2 separate regions of the Homo sapiens genome follow, and region 2 is linked to region 1. A link is an interaction called in ENCODE POLR2A ChIA-PET data of the cell type or tissue named here. Cell type or tissue: PC-9. All regions are shown on one strand. Each heading gives the region's core, and the rest is flanking DNA. Links, peaks and the distances in the headings are about the cores only. Region 1 overlaps LOC105377286 (a long non-coding RNA gene). Region 2 overlaps FAM47E-STBD1 (FAM47E-STBD1 readthrough).

What was found. Peaks named below come from ENCODE experiments on the same cell type or tissue, not always from the same donor. Only the 100,000 strongest peaks of a DNase experiment are listed, where the experiment ranks them.
Region 2: POLR2A ChIA-PET joins it to region 1 with 6 read pairs; 3 of 35 experiments call an interaction of 5 or more read pairs at or near these places.

The regions. Positions count from the first base shown.
Region 1 is chr4:76,230,637-76,240,231 of GRCh38, forward strand. LOC105377286 (a long non-coding RNA gene) reads right to left here. Exons shown (of 3, transcript XR_938897.4): 3 at 8,070-9,595. It also overlaps a transcript of SCARB2 not described here and a transcript of FAM47E not described here. Among named protein-coding and RNA genes, the nearest start is that of FAM47E, 16 kb to the right of the region's middle. RefSeq lists an enhancer at 3,260-4,136. In PC-9, for the core only: no CTCF peak of the experiment used is centred there; a DNase peak (open chromatin) is centred at 5,535; H3K4me3 peaks cover 578 bases; H3K27ac peaks cover 1,337 bases.
Region 2 is chr4:76,291,273-76,300,867 of GRCh38, forward strand. All of the region lies in intron 6 of FAM47E-STBD1 (FAM47E-STBD1 readthrough), which reads left to right. Among named protein-coding and RNA genes, the nearest start is that of STBD1, 11 kb to the right of the region's middle. In PC-9, for the core only: no CTCF peak of the experiment used is centred there; no DNase peak of the experiment used is centred there.

The DNA.
Region 1 (9,595 bases), core at 2,554-7,553:
GGGTATGTGAGAGAGAGAGGAAAGAGCGTCCTCTTTCCCTCTTCTGTCCTTCCATCCCCGAGTCCAGGCGACCTTGGCAGTCACCACCATAGGTGTTAAAATGACTTACACTCATGAAGCAGGGGGTTTAGGGGGTGAAAATCTGCCATTCTTACCCACATATGCCCTATCTCCCTTATTGTCAGTAGCCTTGAATTCCCTAGACCTCATTTATGCCATGGACACTAACGTGGCCTTTATCCATCAAACAGGAAGCTTGGGCATGGCTTAATTGGCAGGAATCAGCCACGATCACCTGTGCTGTGCCTTTTAACCTCTGTTGTTGTCTACCTCTGGATCCCTTAGATCCAGTTTTCTTTCCTAGGGCTTTGACCCAAAGCTTGGAATTGAGTTTGGAACAAAAATGTGTCTCAGGGGAGTTGCATGGACTCCCTATCATAAGCTGCATGCTAAGGTGAAACCGTAGAACTGAGTCCTCCTCCAATAAGGGAGAGGAAAGGATGTCTTGTGACACACCCAGATGACTGATAGCTATAGTTATGCTTGCTAAGATTTGGGTGCATGATGCTTGGCTTTTGTTAGCTCCCTTGGTCTTATTTTCCCAAAGGAAATGTCCAAGTGATGGGCATCCTATTCATTCCCATCACCTGGCAGGGTTTTCAGGATAATTCCTCAGAATTAGAATGTTGATCCAGATTTTCACATTACCCATCCCTCTTGTTCTTTCTGAGCTGCAGCTGGAGACTGCCGGTTGGTTCACAGGAACAAGTAGGATTAGTCTTAAAATGTAGGTAAAAACTTAAAAACAACTAGTGAGTTTAGAATTTAATGACAAATATATGATAGGTTTTGAAACACGATTTCTCACTCGCCAGTCCTCATTTTTGTTAAAAACAAACAAACAAACAAATCATGACAGGACTGAGTTGTTTGCAAAATAGACTTTACATTTTTATACTTGGCCTGATTATTTGCATAAAGTACAGCAAGAATTATTATTTCCGCAAAGGCCTTTCGGATTGGCTTCGATGGAAGTTTGTTCCACAAGGAATCAGATAAGACCTTTTAAAGCTGAGCCCAGGCATGGGTTTATCCTCAAATACCTGTGAGTTTGGTGATCCTCTCCTCTTAAGGTTCCAAGATAAACTTGGAGTTCCTGGACCTGTTAAAAGTGGCATTCTTTACTGACCATAGGAACCCTGTGCAGGGACTGTGTAAACAAGGGTATGAGGCCAGTTTCCCCACTGGGATTTTATTGGCGCTGCAAGTCAAGATTGACTCCTTAAAGGAAAGCATACCCTTCCAGTCAAAGACTTGGTAAAGTAACCAGTTTTTCCAATTGTGTCCCGTTGCAAGAGAGAAGTGGATTCCTATTGCACTGATGTAAACAACTATATTGCCATAAGTTATGAATACTCACAGATAGTTTTCAAATTTTAGAGGAACCAGGCAGAGAGAAACAAACATGCTTCAAATTTTGGTTACAGAAGTATACCTTGCTTAATTATTAAAGGCCATAAATAGTTCAAAATAAGTTTCCTTGACTCTGAGAAACAAAACAAGGATGAGCAATATTCCAAGCAAAAGTCAAAAAGATTGCTTTAGTTTTCTGAGTTCAGTCCATTTAGTTAATTCTTGCTTTGGTTGATATTCGTGAACATTTCAGCTCTTCATGAGTCCTGTACATTTTCCTTTATTCCAATGTCACAATCTCCAAAGTTATCAGAAGCCTGTATTTGAGAGCACCTGTTACAGTTCTACGGCTTATTCTAAATCATCTCTTGAAAAGGATTAAAACAAGACAACAATTGTCTCTGAATAGCAAAAATGTCCAGGGTAGTTACACTTGGAAACACAATTGACAAAGGAGTTTGGTTTTCTCTGTGGTTTACAATAAGTTAACATAACAACCTTAATTATGATTGGTAGCATAACTTAGACATTAGAATTTTAGAAAGTCCCATACAGTTTTGGAACATGTATTAATATTACTCACAAAAATATAACCTAAACAAGATTGAACATCATTATGACAATTTCATTTACCTAGACATGTCAAATCATCTCGTTTGCCTCTCTTTTCTGGATGTTTCAGGGGCCCTCTGGACTATCTAAAAGCCAGGTATCAGAAAAGACAATTATGAAACTTAAGTTTGATTTTTGGAAGGCTGTTAAATATGTTTAAAACATTTGATATTATGAAATAGTGTTCCAGATTACTATAAACAATTTTGCCAAAATGATGACTCAGAAATTTTAAAGCAGCAAAAACCTTTAATAACCCTTTTGAATTTAGTTAACATGGTCACAGAGAACCTCTTCTGCAAGATTAATTTCCATAATTCTTGCACCAGTTGTTTGAACCTTCAGCTTTTCCTATCTAACTCAAAACAATCCTTTAACCCTAGGCAAAAATTTACATTTCCATGCTTCCTTATAACCTTTTACTAAAAAACCACATTTTACCGTTCTTACACACCTTGCATGTAAATCTATTTCCAGTAGTCTCAATTACATGTTGTAATGGTAACTCCTAGAATTTTTAACGTTAATTTAAAACCTGGTAAGTTGTTCTAATTGTGTGCTAACTGCAGCCAAGTTTTGCCTTCTTAATTAAGGGTGTGGTTAGTTCCATGTGTCCCCAGGCCTTACCAGCTGTGAAGCCAGCAAGTCATATTTCTCAAAACCCAAAAAGCAGTTTGTAACCTTAAAACATTTAGCAAACCTTGCATCTGACCTGCATTATGCAGCCCACCTATTTACATTTTAATGACATCTGTTTTTACCAATAATCTTTAAGGTTGCTTTTATTTCTCAAAGATTAAAGTCGCGTGAACTGAAAGGCATCACAGCTTTTATCTTCCCTTAAAAAAATATTAGATCTGAGCACTTGTCTTTCTTTAGGCCAAATTAATTAGAGCTCTTTTTACAGACATCACACACACACACGCACACACACACACACACATATGTAACTGACAAGCATATAACACACACATATAACAGCCAGGCAGGAGAAAACCCAGTCCCCGGGTGGGGTTCTTTAAGAGACAGGGCTAGGAAAACATCCAGATACCAACCACAGCAGGCTCATCCCCTAAGGCAGGATTGCTGAACAAAGCCCTATCAAGCAGTTACAGGCAGTGCCCCCAATATGTAAAACCAGATGAAGGCTTCATTTCAGAACCAAAACTTTGCAGATAATACAAACAGAGATAGTTGGTTGGGGGGGGCTTGGTTTAGTAAAGCATCTTCTAAAAGGAAAAGAACTTTAAAAGTTACTACTGATGGGGTGAAGAAGAGGAAAGAAAAAAAGTTTAAAAAATGCCTGGGGAAGAACCTCTTATTCTTATTCAAGTGGTTCCTTCACCAGGGAGACAAGTTTAATTGCTGCGGGTCAGAGATGGCCTTTCAGGCCCAGGGTGTGTGGCAGAAAACACCAGCCAGCTGCCCGCGGCACCTTGGGCCATGTGTCTCAGCCCAGGCAGGGAGGGGAGGGTGGAGGGGAGCCGCTGCTCACTGGTCCATCCCGAAAAAGGAAAGAAAAGGCCATGAAAAGGCTGGGGAGCAATGCGGGGGTGTGGGCATGATTTCCCCCACTCTCAGAAGTCTGAGGATGAAAAGGCTTAGGAGCAACAGTGAGAGGTTTTGAGTCATTTCACTCACCGCTTCTTGAGCCCCATGTTGGGGGTCAAAAATGTTGCAGGACTTTTCCTTTGTGAAGCTAAAGATGGCATTCTTTGTCCCATGGCCACAAAAATTCAGGCTTGCAGACAATTTGAATGGTAAGACAGAATTGTACTGGGTGAAAAGGAAGAAAAGGAAGAAACAGGGACTCTTGCTAGGCCAGAGTCCCTGCTAGAATGCTTCCTGCTTTACGGTTGGAATCCTAGGTTCCACACAGGAAGTGAGGCGGCCAGGCTCCTCCCCGCTGCAAACAGCGTGAACTTCCCGAGACTCCACCCCAGGGCGCAGGTTGGTTGGAGTTTTTCCGGGGACCCCCTCCCACCTGGCTGTCTCACCAGCACTTTGGCAGGCCAAGTTGAGAGGATCACTTAAAGCCAGGAATTCAAGACCTGATCGGGCAATATAGTGACACCTTTATCTCTATGGAAGGAAAAAAAATGTTAGCCGGCCATGGCGGTGTGTTCCTGTAGTTCTAGGTACTCAAGACACCCAGGTGGGAAGAGAAGTTGAGCCCAGGAGTTTGAGGCTGCAGTGATGCAGCCAGCTAGGATTGTGCCACTGCATTCTAGCCTGGGCAATAGAGCAAGACTCTGTCTCTCAAAAAAAATTTTTCTTTGCCTGATTTAAATAGTAAAATTAAAGTAAGATAGTAGGGACAGGGTGGGGACCAGCAGCCATCCTCCCTCCTGAAAAATAAACATAAAAATAAATTGGCCGGTCGCGGTGGCTCACACCTGTAATCCCAGCACTCTGGGAGGCCGAGGCGGGCAGATCACGAGGTCAGGAGATAGAGACCATCATGGCTAACACGGTGAAAACCCGTCCCTACTAAAAAATACAAAAAATTAGCCGGGCGTGGTGGCGGGCTTCTGTAGTCCCAGGTACTCGGGAGACTGAGGCAGGAGAATGGCGTGACCCCGGGAGGCGGAGCTTGCAGTGAGCCGAGATCGCACCGCTGCACTCCAGCCTGGACGATAGAGCGAGACTCCGTCTCAAAAAATAAATAAATAAATAAAATAGAAATAAGTTTCATTTTGGGAAATATATTTTAAAATATAATTCTAAGCTACCTGTCCTCACTAAAATTAAGGTGGGGATTAGAAGGAGTTAGGAAGAGAAGCCTCCTATGCCAGGGACAGCAGTAGGCACTCTCCATATTTTACCTCCTTTACAACTGTGGGAGGTAGGAATTATTATCCCCATTTTACATTTGAAAAAAAACCTGGAAAAATCTCAGATAATAATTAACTTGTCCAAGATCATGAAGCTAGGAACTAAGCACAGATAGGGATTCCCAGTTAAGGGCTCAAGAGAGATCAACCTGTTAAGAGAAGAGAAGGTGTTTTTCATTCTCATATTACCAACTTAAGACCATATGCTGCTGTTTCACAAAGGAGACTCACAAATTCATTGACTAGTTCTAGATCGATTCCCCATTTCAGAAATCCTCTGCATTGTAACGCTAATATTTACTGGGAGCTTAACTACATGCTAGGCATGTTCTAAGCAGTTTATATGTGATAATCAATTTAATCCTCTCACAATCTGATGAGGTAAGTGCTATTATTATCATCATTTTAGCAGATGGGACACCAAGGCACAGAGAAGTTAGATAACTTTCCCAAGGTTGCATAGCTAGTAAACAGTAGAGCCAGGATTCGTTCCTGGCAGACTGGTGCCAATGTTATGCTCTTACCTGTCTTTTATAACTGTGGCACCAGAGCAAAGTATAACAACTGGTTTGAATTTTTTACATATCAAAAGTGGCTTGGAGAGATTAAAGAACATTTTTTGTGTTTTTTTTTAGTTGTCCCCACCCAACAGAAACCTGTCAAACTGGTTATTCAGGTTTAAGTCACTTTATAGTTCTCACAAGAATGTTAAAGGAAAATAATGAAAACAAACAGATGTTAAATGATTCACTCCAGTATAAGCTCAATTATCTAGGTTCCTTTGCTTTTGTAGCAATCAAGATGTCTTTGGACTTTGACCAAGTCTGAAACTTTTTCATATTGTATTTATTTCAAATAATGAGATGATCAAAGGTGATCTGTGAAAAACACAGGATAGAAACTGCAGCACCCTGATAGAACCCACATCTGGGTTGTTGATGAAAAGAGTCAAACTCTGTAGAATATTTGAAGAGATTTATTCTGAGCCAAATATGAGTGACCGTGGCCTATAACCCAGCCCTCAGGAGATCCTGAGAACATGTGCCCAAGGTGGTTGGGGTGCAGCTTAGAACATTTTAGGGAGACATTTACACATTAGAGAGACATGAGACTTCAATCAAATACATTTAAGAAATACATTGGTTTGGTCCAGAAAGGTAAGACAACTGAAAGTGGTGGGGTAGGGTGGTGGGGGGTGGGGTGGGGGTCAGGGGCTTCTTATAGGTGGGTTTAAAAATTTTCTGGTTGACAATTGGTTGAATTTAAAGACCTGGGATCAGCAGAAAGGAAATGTCTGGGTTAAGACAAAGGATTGTGGAGACTAAAGTTCTTATTTGCAGAGGAAGCCTTCAGGTAGTAGGCTTCAGAGAGAATAGGTTGTAAAATATGTTTCTTTTCTTTCTTTTTTTTTTTTTTTTGAGATAGAGTCTCACTGTGTCACCCAGGCTGGAGTGCAGTGGCATGATCTCGGCTCACTGCAAGCTCCGTCTCCCAGGTTCATGCCATTCTCCTGCCTCAGCCTCCTGAGTAGCTGGGACTACAGGCGCCTGTCACCACGCCCGGCTAATTTTTTGTATTTTTAGTAGAGACGAGGTTTCACCGTGTTAGGCAGGATGGTCTCGATCTCCTGACCTCGTGATCCACCCGCCCCGGCCTCCCAAAGTGCTGGGCTTACAGGTGTGAGCCACCGCGCCTGGCCATAAAATGTTTCTTATCAGATTTAAAGTCTGTGTTGATGTTAATGCTGGAAAGGTATAATGAGGTATGCCCAACCCCACTTCCCATCATGCCTCAGGTTTAATTTTAAAAGTGCCCTGGCTGAGAAAGTCCATTCAGATGGTTGAGGGGCCTTAGAGTTTTTTTTTTTTTGTTTGTTTGTTTGTTTTTTTTTTGGTTTACAAGGTAAAAGTTGGCTTGAGATAGTATGAAAAACAGTGAAGGTATATAGGACTCAGAGTTAATTTTAGTCCTTTTGATGTCTGTCTGTCCCAATCCAGCTCCATGTATCATTAGTATCACAGAGCATAAAGTACAGTCATTCTGAGGACAAACCAAGGAGTTTGGACCCTGTGTTAGTCCATTCTCACGTTGCTATAAAGAAATAACTGAGACTGGGTAATTTCTAAAGAAAAGAGGTTTAATGGCTCATGGTTCCACAGGCTGCACAGGAAGCATGATGCTGGCATCTGCTTAGCTTCTGGGGAGGCCTCAGGAAACTCACAGTCATGACAGAAGGTGAAGGGGGAGCAGGCACATCACATGGCCAGAGCAGGAGCAAGAGAGAGGAAGGAGAGAAGTGATACACACTTTTAAACAACTAGATCTCACAAGAACTCACTCACTATAACAAGAACTGCACCAAGGGGCTGGGGCTAAATCATTCCTGAGAAATCCACCCCCGTGATCCAATCACCTCCCATCAGGCCCCACCTCCAACACAGGGGATTACAATTCAACATGAGATTTGGGTGGGGACATTTGTCCAAACTATATCAGACCCATAGTTGAGTTTGCAGTGTAGCCCTGTAATGATATAGAGAGGAGAAGGATTGGGAAATAAGGGAAGATAGGTGAGCAGGCCAGACCCGGGAGGCTTTGAATACCAGCTTGAAGAATCTGAATTTATTCTGTGTCTAATGGGGAGCCATGATCCATAAGGAAGGCTATGGAATTATCAGGTCTCTTCCTGCCAAGACTCTAAATATTCCTTTGTATCACGGTTGACCCAGGTCAGGCTGAATGTTCCCAGGTTACTTTGGGTTAGCCTGGCGTTTCCAAGTCTGGTTCACAGTCTTCAGGAGCTAGGAACGGGGTTTTCTCTACCTCCGCTTCCCTGTTGAATTTTGATCTAGCTCAGGGAAACTGTTTGTCCCTTTCTAAAAATATGAGTGTGTAGTTTCCAAGACAAATGGGCAACAACTGCTCTGTGGGCTGGCTGAAGGATCCTGCCAGGGTGCTGGTGAGTTTGTTTCCTCATACTACATTTATCTTTAGCACAGGAACTAGCAGTAGGCAGAATTCCTAGCTCAGCCCAGTGATCATCAAGAAGTAAGCAGGTAAAGGTAACTATGAGTCCAACAAGGAGCGGACTTAAAGGGGGCAATCAAATGAAACTATTGCACCTGCTTAGGTTCAGATGCCCAAGATAATCTAGGAGAGATGTGATGGGAAGGAGAATAGGAGGGTGCTTAGTCATGTTAGGTACAGAGACAACATTTAAAAAAACTTTATTGTTTATTTACCACAATTTTTAATTGTGGTAAAACATACATAACACAAAATTTACTATCTTAATCATTTTTAAGTGTACAGTAGAGTGGCATTAAGTACAATCATATTGTTGTGCTGCCATCACCACTACCCATCTCCAGAAGTCTTTCCATCTTGCAAAACTGTATTCATTAAGCAATAACTCCCATTCTTCCCTCTGCTCAGCCCCAGGCAACCACCATTTGACTACTCTAAGTACCTCATATAGGTGGAATAATACAGTATTTGCCTTTTTGTTATTGTCTCATTTCACTTAACATAATGTCCTCAAGATTCATCCATGTTATACCATATATCAAAATTTCCTTCCTATTTAAGGCTGAATAATATGCCATTGTATGTGTTTACCACATTTTGCTTATTCAGTCATCCACCAATAGTCACTTGGTCTGCTTCCACATTTTAACTACTGTGAATAATGCTGCTATAAACACAGATGTACAGATATCTCTTTGATACTGCTATCACTTCTTTTGTGTATATATTCAGCAGTGGAAATGCTGGGTCATATGGTAATTCTACTTTTAGTTTTTAAAGAACCACCATTTTACACTGGTGGTGCCCTTTTACATTCCCACCAACAGTGCATAAGGGTTCCAATTTCTCCACATCCTTGCCAACACTTATAATAATTATTATTTTTTAAATAGTAGCCATCCTAATAAGGGTGGGGTGGTATCTCATTGTTATTTTGATCTGTATTTCCCTAATTATTCATGATGTTGAGCATCATTTCATGTACTTACTGGCCATTTGTATATCTTCTTGGAGAAATGTCTATTCAAGTCCTTTGCTCATTTTTAAATCATGTTGTTTTTTGTTGTTGTTGAGTTTTAGGAGTTTTCTCTATATTCTGGATATTAATCCCTTATTAGAGATGATTTTCAAATATTTTCTCCCATTCTGTGGGTTGCCTTTTTTACTCTGTTAATAGTACTTTTGATGCACAAAATTTTAAAATTGTAATACAATCCAATTTGTGTTCTTTTGTTGTTGTTGTTGCCTGTACTTGTGATGTTATATCCAAGAAATTATTGCCCATTCTAATGTTGTGAACTTTTGCCCTATGCTTTCTCCTATGAGTTTTATAGTTTTAGTTCTTACATTAGGTTATGGATCTAGTCTGCATTAATTTAATGTAAATGGTATCAGGTAAGGGTCCAACTGTATTCTTTTGTATGTGGCAATTTTCCCAGCACCATTTGTCAAAAAGATCATCTTTTCCCCATTGGATAATCTTAGCACCCTTGTGCTAAGAGGGTTTTTTTCTGGACTGTGTTCTATTCCATTGGTCTATATGTCTGTCTTTGTGCCAGTACCACACTGTTTTGATCGCTGTAACTTTGTGGTAAGTTTTGAAACAAAGAAGTGTGAATCCTCCAGCTTTTGAAGTGAAGATTTGCTGGATATAGGATTCTTAGTTGATAGTTTCTTTCTTTTAGCACTTTATATCAGCCTACTGCTTT
Region 2 (9,595 bases), core at 1,138-6,137, 59 kb after region 1:
CTTTGAACATAGATGCAACACCAGTGCCAGCACCTTACCCAGCAGCAGCATCCATGCCCAGTGTGGGTTCTGCCTACTCATCTCAGGGTCTCTGATGAGGCACTTGACTGGCGGAGCCAGATCCATGCCTATGAGTGAAGTAGGCAAAGAAAAGTAGTATATGGCATTTCTAGCTCCTACAGTGTAAGGGGACTCTGCCCCCATAGGTCAGGGGGTTCAGGTGCCTCTTAGAATATGGAGTTCAGATGACTAGCCTCTTGAATGCCCAATATCAATATCTACTTTTTTCATAAAGAAAAAAGCATAAGAAACAAACAAACAAAAAAACCTTTTTTCTAATTAATACAACCATCCCTCCTGCAGAAGAGGACACAATCATGTTCTCAAAAGTGATGAGTTCAAAGTTGTATCCATTACTGCATTTGCCTTCAAATACAAAATCCCTGGGGGCTGGCATTTCATCCTCTGGGTCTGTGATGACCTCATCTCAGTAATCTGTATGCTGAACTGACTACATAGTAAATTTGATCACCAATAACACACCCTTTGTGGAGAAAGAGACAAGAGGAAGAAACTTAAAAAAATGGCATATACATGACATGGAAGAAAATGCAGATAGATGCAACAGTGTTCATTTCTACAACTGGTCAAGAGGCCATAGTTCCTATATATAATTTCCCTTCTCCACTTCCCATTTCACATTCTTTTCACCTTTGGCTAGTCCCTTAACTGTTACAAAATATTTAAGAGAGTGACCTAAACCTTTATTCACAAAGCGCCTGAGTCTTGCTGGTCCTGACCAGCCAGGACATTTTTATTAGTAGACATGACAACACTAGGTAGAACTCCAAGGGGTCCTTTGATTTCCATGACTCTACTGTCAATCAGTTTTCACTTGCTGTTGATGATTCATATAGTTCTCTCCTTTTCTTGTTCTTCAGGGATCATGAAGAGTCCATACAATGACCAGGTGGCAGTCTCAGATTCTAATTCAATGGAACTATTATTTTTTTTCTACTGATAGACACCTTGTCTCAAGCTTTTAAATCACCAGAGCCCAGTTCATGGGGCTAAGAAGTAACAGTTTTGCAAGTGGTTCTGAAGGAGGTGCTCCTCCTGATGCTACACCCATGTATGCTGAATATGGGAAAAACAGCATATATTGGTTGCTGGTGCAGAATAAATAATGAATGTTGGTGTGGGCAGAAATTTGTTAGGCAGGGTCAGCAAATCCCAATCCAGAATAAGTTACTATTCCAGTAAAGATAAATTACTGCCCCTTTCATGATAATGGAAGAGGTCTGGGACATTCTTTGAACCCACTCATTCAACGACCATTATGACCTCCTTCTAGCTTGCCTTCCTACTGTAGAGGCTGGAAAACTAATGGCTGCATTTCCCAAACTCTCTTAATGTTTCAACTCATTAAAGTGCCCACATGTTTGGAAGTCCAAGGGAGCACCAAGGGGAGAGCTGATCCTCTGCAAGCCAGTCTGGCTTTCAGGTGCTGAGCAGCAGAGGCTACGGGAAGTGGTAGTCTGGAGGGAATCCACTTCTTTCCCCAGGCACATTGTTCCTGGCTTTGTTCCATTCAAACCTAATTCACATCAGGGACTTTAGTTTTATTTCCTGGACAAATAAATATTTAACAGAAGCAGTGGCCAGATCAGGTTTGATGAGGGAAATCCAAGTTGCTAAACCCCCGTGTAGCCTGTGATTCTGCTACTATGCCTACTTCGCTCATTGGGCAACACTGGAGTGCCTGCAGAAAGGAGAGAGTTGGCATGCAGGAGCCAGGTCAACCTCTTCTCTTGACTATTGAGCACTTCCTCTCCAGTGGGGGCCTTTGGGTGGCATTCACAAAGAACCAAATATCCTCATACTCTGGATTCATTCTCAGAGATCCCATAGATACCTCTTCCTCTGAACATCTTTGTCACCAGACTTGCATTCTTGATCCTTCCATGTCTTGGCTGCTGAGCTACACCGTCAGCTAATGACCATTAACTGGTGATATCTGTGCCTCATACCATTTCTCCTTTCAGACAAAGTGGTCAGCAAGATAAAATGCTTAAAATTCTGCCTTCTGGAAGATTCCTCTTTGTTGATCTTCAGGGTCACCCTCAAGTTGGCCTATAATGTTGCTGTAGTCTACTTGTGGCTGGTGCTGTCATATTGTGCTGGTTGCTGTCTAGTCAGTTGGACTTAGAGAACATACCATGAAGTCAGAGGTGTAGGCTGAGGAAAAAATGGTAATGTGGTAGGAGTGGGAACACCATGCAATTTGTTGTGTCTTCAATTTCTGCTCAAGCCCAATCTTATGTAGGAAACTTTCACTTGATCATAAGAAGCAATACAATTTGGTAATTTAATATGTGTACTTTGAAGCCAGGGGGCCTGTGTTCTAACCAAGTCCTGCCACTTATTAGATATATGACTATGGTCAAATTGCTTTTATCCTCTCTCTGCTTCAATTTTCTCATCTAAAATAGGGATGATTACAATAACAGTACTATTTCCCAGAAATGTGGTGAGGATTAAAGGAAATGTTGCAAGTAAAGTACTTAGAGCAGAGCTTGGCACACTGTGCACACACACTAAATGTTAGCTGACTTTATGGCGTGGTGAATCAGATAGTCCCCAGCTTATGATGAGTGCTAGCCATGAGATTAGGCTGCTGTATTTACCAGTGCTCAGCAACAAGCCAAAATCTGTTTCTCAAAAGGAGAAAAGTTACATGCCACAGAATCCGTGGCTTGGCTGCAAAACTCTCAGAGCCTGTGCTGGATGTTCCAAAGCTCCATTCAGCAGCCCTGTCTGCCACAGGCATTTCAATAACATTGGATCCACTGGATCAGAAGACAGAGCTTCCTGGACCAGTGAGAAAGCATACTCTTGCTTCAGGCTGCACTCAAAATTGGCAACCTCTCAGATTATTAAAAAAACTAGCTGAAACAGCATGTCTAAATCTGGTCTCCAAAATTCAAAGACACACCATTATAGAGTATTTCCAACACCCAGTTATAATACATATAAATAATCTGAGCAGCATAGATAATAATAAAAAGCTGTCAACTAGGAAGTGATGAGTTTGTAATTATCTTTGTTTTTCACATCATTTATTTAACTGTAAGTATATATAATTTGTTTTAATAATGGTTGTGTTTAGCAATCAGCTCACTAAATTCTTGAAAATTTGTCAGTTGACCTTTGTGAGTTGGTACAACCTGTCTCTAGCACCTTATTGACTATAGAATTCAAGGCAATGAGGGATGTTAGGAGCAAAGAATGAAGAGAATTGTTTTCCCCTACCTCCAGTAAGGTTACTCCCACAAAGAATAACATTACAGAGTCTTCATGAAAGATGGAAAAAGCCTCATCATGAAGGGAGATTTTCTCTGACGAGGAAGGCTGCATTAATTCAGGTGTGCCAAGAAGCAATGGCAAGATGGGAATAGATGTTCTTGAGCTTTACTGAAGGAAGGAATGGGAAAAGATAGAGAGAGCTTTAGACTGTGATGCCTGTCTGATATCTGTGGAAGGAATAAGGGAAGGAAAGAAGATTGGTGTAAGAAGAATCTTGGACTGTAGCACAATTCAAATAAAGGTTTCGCCAGTCCAGCAGGAAGTCCTCAAGTTGAAGTTGCCTAGAGGAGGAGTTTCACTTCTTGCCAGAATGGGACTACCTTGGTGCTTCTGGCATGCTCAGTCATTGGTTAGGGGTAGCCCATGAGAAGCATGGCCTCAGTGTGAGGGTGGAGGATCCAGGGAGGCAGCAATTTGGTCCACCAGCCAATGATGCTCTCTGCAGCAGATGATCTGAGTAGCATATTTTCATAGGGTTGGGAGTTTAGGGTACTTGGAGCCCACCGTATCTTCCCATATGTTCCCATTTCAGGATTCAGGGTCTCACTTTTTCCAAACAATGTTCTAGCTTCACATAAGGTATCCTAAAAACCTGTGAATTCAAATGATGTCTTAACTTAGCAAACTAAACAGTCAATTATCTCTCTCTCTCCCAGTTCAACAGTTTCAAGACATATTTCTTTAGAAAATTCCAAAGAGCCCCTGATTTGGGGATTTGTGTTTGTTTTAAAATATGTCCACAAATTGGCCAGGCTGGTGGCTCACACCTGTAATCCCAGCACTTTGGTGTGCCAAAGGCGGGTGGATCATGAGGTCAGGCGATCAAGACCATCCTGGCTAACACGGTGAAACTCCATCTCTACTAAAAAATACAAAAAATTAGCTGGGCATGGTGGCAGGCAACTGTAGTCCCAGCTACTCGGGAGGCTGAGGCAGGAGAATGTCCTGAACCCAGGAGGCAGAGCTTGCAGTGAGCCGAGATAACACCACTGCACTCCAGCCTGGGCGACAGAGCAAGACTCTGTTTCAAAAAAAAAAAAAAAAGTCCACAAATTATTTGATACTTTTTCAAAATGTGGTGTCTAATTCCCTCCACTCAAGTGTAGTTAGTGACTGTAGTTAGTGGGCTGTACTTAGCGACTTGCTTCTAATGAAGACAATGTGGGAAAGGTGATGATGCCTGATTTCTGAGTCCCAATCACATCAGGTGAAATTGTGGCTTCCTTCTTGTTCTCACTTGGATCATCTGCTCTGGGAGTGTCTAGCTGCCATGTTGTGAGGACACTAAAGTTGTCTATGGAGAGGCCCACATAGCAAGGAACTAAAGCCTTCTTCTAGCAGCCATGGGGCAAGCCATCTAGGAAGTGGATCCTCCAGTCCCTAGTAAGTCTTCAGATGAGACTGCAACCCCTGCTGACATCCTGACTGTAGTCTTACGGGAGGTCCTGAGCCAGAACCACAAAGTTGCTCTTGAATTCTTGAATCACAAAAACCACTATAATGTTTGTTGTTTTAAGCCATTAAGCTTAAGATTTATTTGTTAAGCAGTAATAGGTAACTAATATAGATTTTGTTACCTGGAAGTGGAGTGCTGCTATAACAAGAACCTAAAGTGTGGGAGGGAGAAGAACTGGGTAGTGGGGTGGAAGCTGGAAAATTTTGAGAAGACTGTTAGTAAAAGCTTCAAGGGCCTTAAAAACACTGTTAGTAGAAGCCTTTGAGGAGGTGACAGCTTGTAGGAAAATGAGGTAATGTTATTGGAAAGTGGGAGAAACAGTCTCCTTGTTATGAAATAGCAAAAAGTTTAGCCCACATGGAATGTAGAAAAGGCAGCTGATGAGCTGGATGATCTAACGAAGGAGATTTTCATACAGAATGTTGAAGATACTGCCTGGTTTTCATTTGCTGCTTACAGCAAAATGCAAGAAGAAATAGATAAGCTAAAGCAGGACAGCTTAAAAAGAGGAACCAGGATTTTATGGTTTCGAAATGTCTAGCCTCTTGGATAGCAGATAATGTTTAAATTAAGGAATGATATGGGGCAAAGACAAAATCCAGGACATTGCCAGGAAAACATGGTCTAAAGAAGACTCCAAGGATGTAAGGATGTAACTGTTAAATCCTTTGTTAAGACCTCAGAAAGATAAAAGGTGTTGCCTCAGCGTACTGTTCAACTAGACAAAAGGCTCCCTAAAATTTTCTTAGGTGTGCTACAGTTTCTTTTGATCAAACAAATAAAGCTTCTAAGAAGCTGAAGATGTTGTTCTTCACCAGAAGCCCATGGTAGAGAAGGGCTTATCTTGAATTGATTTGTAGATTTGGCTTTTGAAAAATGGCATGGACCCAATAAGAGTCACAGGAAATCTGTAAAGTTTTTCAAAGAATTGTATTGGAATAAAAACTGCCAGCTTGGACTAAAAGGGACAAAGACAGTATGAAATGAAAAGAGGCCTCTGGATCTCCATAGTTCTACTGGCAGAAAGCAGACTGAGAGAACTTCTCAGCTACACATATGTGCTTCCATTATAGAACAGATGACTCAGAGGACATAACCAAGAAAGTGGAAACAAAGGCCATGCAGAATTATTCCTAGTTGAACAAAGTTCTAATTGAGGACCTTCTACAATTTCCTTGGCTGCTTTACAGAATTGCCATGGAGCAGTGACTCCTGTATGCCTCTATTTTTCTCCTATTTTTGGAATATGATTGTATATGGTGATTATATTGTGTCTGTTCTACTATTATATGTTGGGTGATGTTACAGAGGGTGGGGGTGGGAGGGATAGGCATATACCTTTCTGTCTTCAGATTGAAAGGAAATGCATTAGAATAATTGTACTTAGGAAGTACATCTAAGCAGTTTCATCTGTACCTGGGCCTGATTCAGATTCTAACATTCTGGATTCCAAACTGATGCTGTAAAGGGGTTATGGGAGGATTTTGTAAGGGTGGGGCTGTGGGGGTAAGTATATTTTACATATGAAAAGAATGTAAGTAATTTGTGGCTAGAGGACAGATTGGTCTTGTCTTAAAATATGTTCACAAATTCTGTGATACTCTTTCCTTCAAAAGATGAAGCTTGATTCTGCTTTTCTTGAGTGTGGGCTGTGCTTAGTGGCTTATTTCTAAAGAATAGAATGTAGCAGAAGTAGCGATGTGTGATTCCAAAACTAGACTGTAAAAGGCATTGTGTTCCCTCTTTGCTTTCCCTGAGATCACATGCTCTGGTGCAGATTTTCTCAGCCCAGGCAATATTGATGTTTTGGATCGAATTTTTCTTATTATTCTTTGTTGTGAGGGACTGTTCTGTGCTTTGTAGAATATTTAGTATCACCTCTGGCCTCTACTCACCCAAAATTCCCAGAAGTTGAATTGCTATGTCAAAGGATATATGTACATGCAGCTACACACACACACACACACACACACACACACACACACTCACATAGTTGTTTATTCTGTCTTGTTCTTTAAGGTTTTTGGATATAGAGTGCTAAGTTGCCTCCAAAAAGGTTGAATTTTTTCCCTATTAAAATATATTGTTTATATTTGAATTTATTTTTATCATTGGTGAACATTTTTAAAAATGAACATTTAAAAATGAATTTGGTCTATTGCATTTCTTTGTGACTTAGCTCAATTTTCTCCTGGGGCATGAGCAATGGTGTGCTCACAGGGCCTGCTTTCACTGTGGGCAGAATAGGCAGTATTACACATTCTGGTTAGAAGAGGTGGGGAAGCCCTGCTTTCCCCCATCACCCTCCAAGGTAGGTGTGCAGGGTATAAAATTCTTACATTAGAAATGCATTATTTGCCCACTTTTTAATGGGATTATTAGTTCTTTTGCTGTTGAGTTACTTGTATATTTTGGATATTTGTCCCTTGTTGGATGAATAGTTTACAAATACATAATGAAATCTAAGTTGGCTATAGAATGAAATCTTGTCATTTGCAACAACATAGATGAAACTGGAGGATATTATATTACGTGAAATAAGCCAAGCACAGGAAGACAAATATTGCATGTTCTCATTCATATCTGGGAGCTAAAAAAGTTGACCTCGTGGAGGTAGAGGGCAAAATGATAGTTACCAGAGGCAGGGAAGGGTGTGTAGGGGGTGGGGGAGGAATAAAGAGAGAGGTTGGTTGGTTAATACAGACAGTTAGATAGAAGGAATTAATTGTAATATTTGACGCCAGAGTAACAAAGTACTATATATTTCAAAATACCTAGAAGAGAGGACTTGAAATGTTCCCAACACATAGAATGATGGATACTCTAAATACCCTGACTTGATCATTACACATTCTGTGCATGTAACAAATACCACATGTACCCCATAAAAATGTACAAATATGACATATCAATAAAAAAATGCATTATTTTAGTTTGTCCTCCCTCTAAACTGATTTTAAAATATCAAACAAGTTCACTGTAAGGTACTGGTGACACATCAACTTTCTTTTTGACAAATGTTCACAGATAACAATATTTACAGTTCCGTGGTTGGGTGGATGGGTGGAATCAGAAAGCAGTTAAAGAATAATACTGAGGCCAGGTGCAGTGGCTCACACCTGTAATCCCAGCACTTTGGGAGGCTGAGGCGGGCGGGTCACAAGGTCAGGAGTTTGAGACCAGCCTGACCAACATGGTGAAACCCCGTCTCTACTAAAAATACAAAAATTAGCCAGGTGTGGTGGCACATGCCTGTAATCCCAGCTACTCAGGAGGCTGAAGCAGGAGAATCACTTGAACCCAGAAGGCGGAGGTTGCAGTGAGCCGAGATTGTGCCAACCGCACTCCAGTGTGGGCAACAGAGTGAGACTTTGTCTCACAAAAAAAAAAAAAAAAAGAATAATACCAAAAAGAGGAAGAAGACAAGAAACGAGATAAAGGGACACCCCAAACTTTGCCCTCATGGTGGCTTTGCTAGATCTGTCCTGGTCTAATCTACCTCATTCTCTCCCAAGAAGATAACTGTCAATGCTTTTAAAAAAATCTCTTGGACATTTACAGCCTATATTTTGGTGGTACATGCTAGTGCTTGACCATTCTTGATATTCATTTATTCATTCACTCAATAAATACATATTTTGAGCCTCTACCGTGTAGGACACTAGGCACCCTATAGGTCACTGGGAGAAAACTATAAATTCCCTGCCCTTGTGAGCTTACAATCCAGTGAGGGAAACACACCTTTAATCAAAGAAGATAATATGGAGAGTGACATGGGCAATTAATGGGGTGCAGGGATGGAGAACAGCAGGGGGCAGGCCTGCGGAAGTGAGGGCAAGGGCCAACTTTGGTTGGGGAGGATCTCTCTGAGGAGAAATTTGGCTTACATTCTCTCTAGTAACAGTGTGCACCTGGTGGGAATTGGGAGTCTTTCACTCATGATTACAATTATTTGAATTGTATCTAATTGTGTGAGGAGCTGGAGTGCATGGCGTGGTCCGGCAGGTCTGACTGGAGGAAGCAGAGATTGCCAATGGCACCCATGGGCTCTTCCCTTTTCTGTGTGCCGGGCCCGCTGCCCCTGCCCTGGACTCTCCCTGACTCCACCCTTCAAAACTTGCCTGTTCTCCTCTTCCTTCCTCCCTCATATTTCCCTCCATTCTTCCTCACTTCCTCTTTAAGCCTGCAAGGTTTGAGTTCACCTTACTCCTTAGTCTCTTTGCTACTTACAGTGAGGCCAACAGACCAGTATCAACTGGCAGCTTGTTAGGAAAGCAGAATCCAGACCCCACCCTGGACCTCTTTGTTTATTTATTCATTCTCCTTTTATCCCAACTCCTATTCCTATACTTTTGCCCACCAAACCACTTCCTTTAATGTGTTAAGAATTGTTCCTAAATATGCATGTATCTTTGAAGCCTCAGTAGTGCTATTTTGAGTGTTTATGTATTTTCAACTTGCATAAATATTATTGTACTGTAAGTCATTGTTTCTTGCCTTTCTAGTCACCATTATGTATTTAAGATTTAATTACATTATGTCTAGATCTTGTTCATTGTTCTAACTACCGCATAGTATTTCATAGGCATCTATCGCATTTTATTTAGTTATTACCCTATGATGAACAGCCAGGGGCTTTGAACTTGCCGTTGGCCCAAGTAACACTGTATGTCCCTTATAGTCTTGTGCACATTTTTCCCTGGGCCTACATGTTGAGGAGTGGGATTGCACAGCCATTGGCTATGTGCATACTTAGCTTCACAACACTCTTCC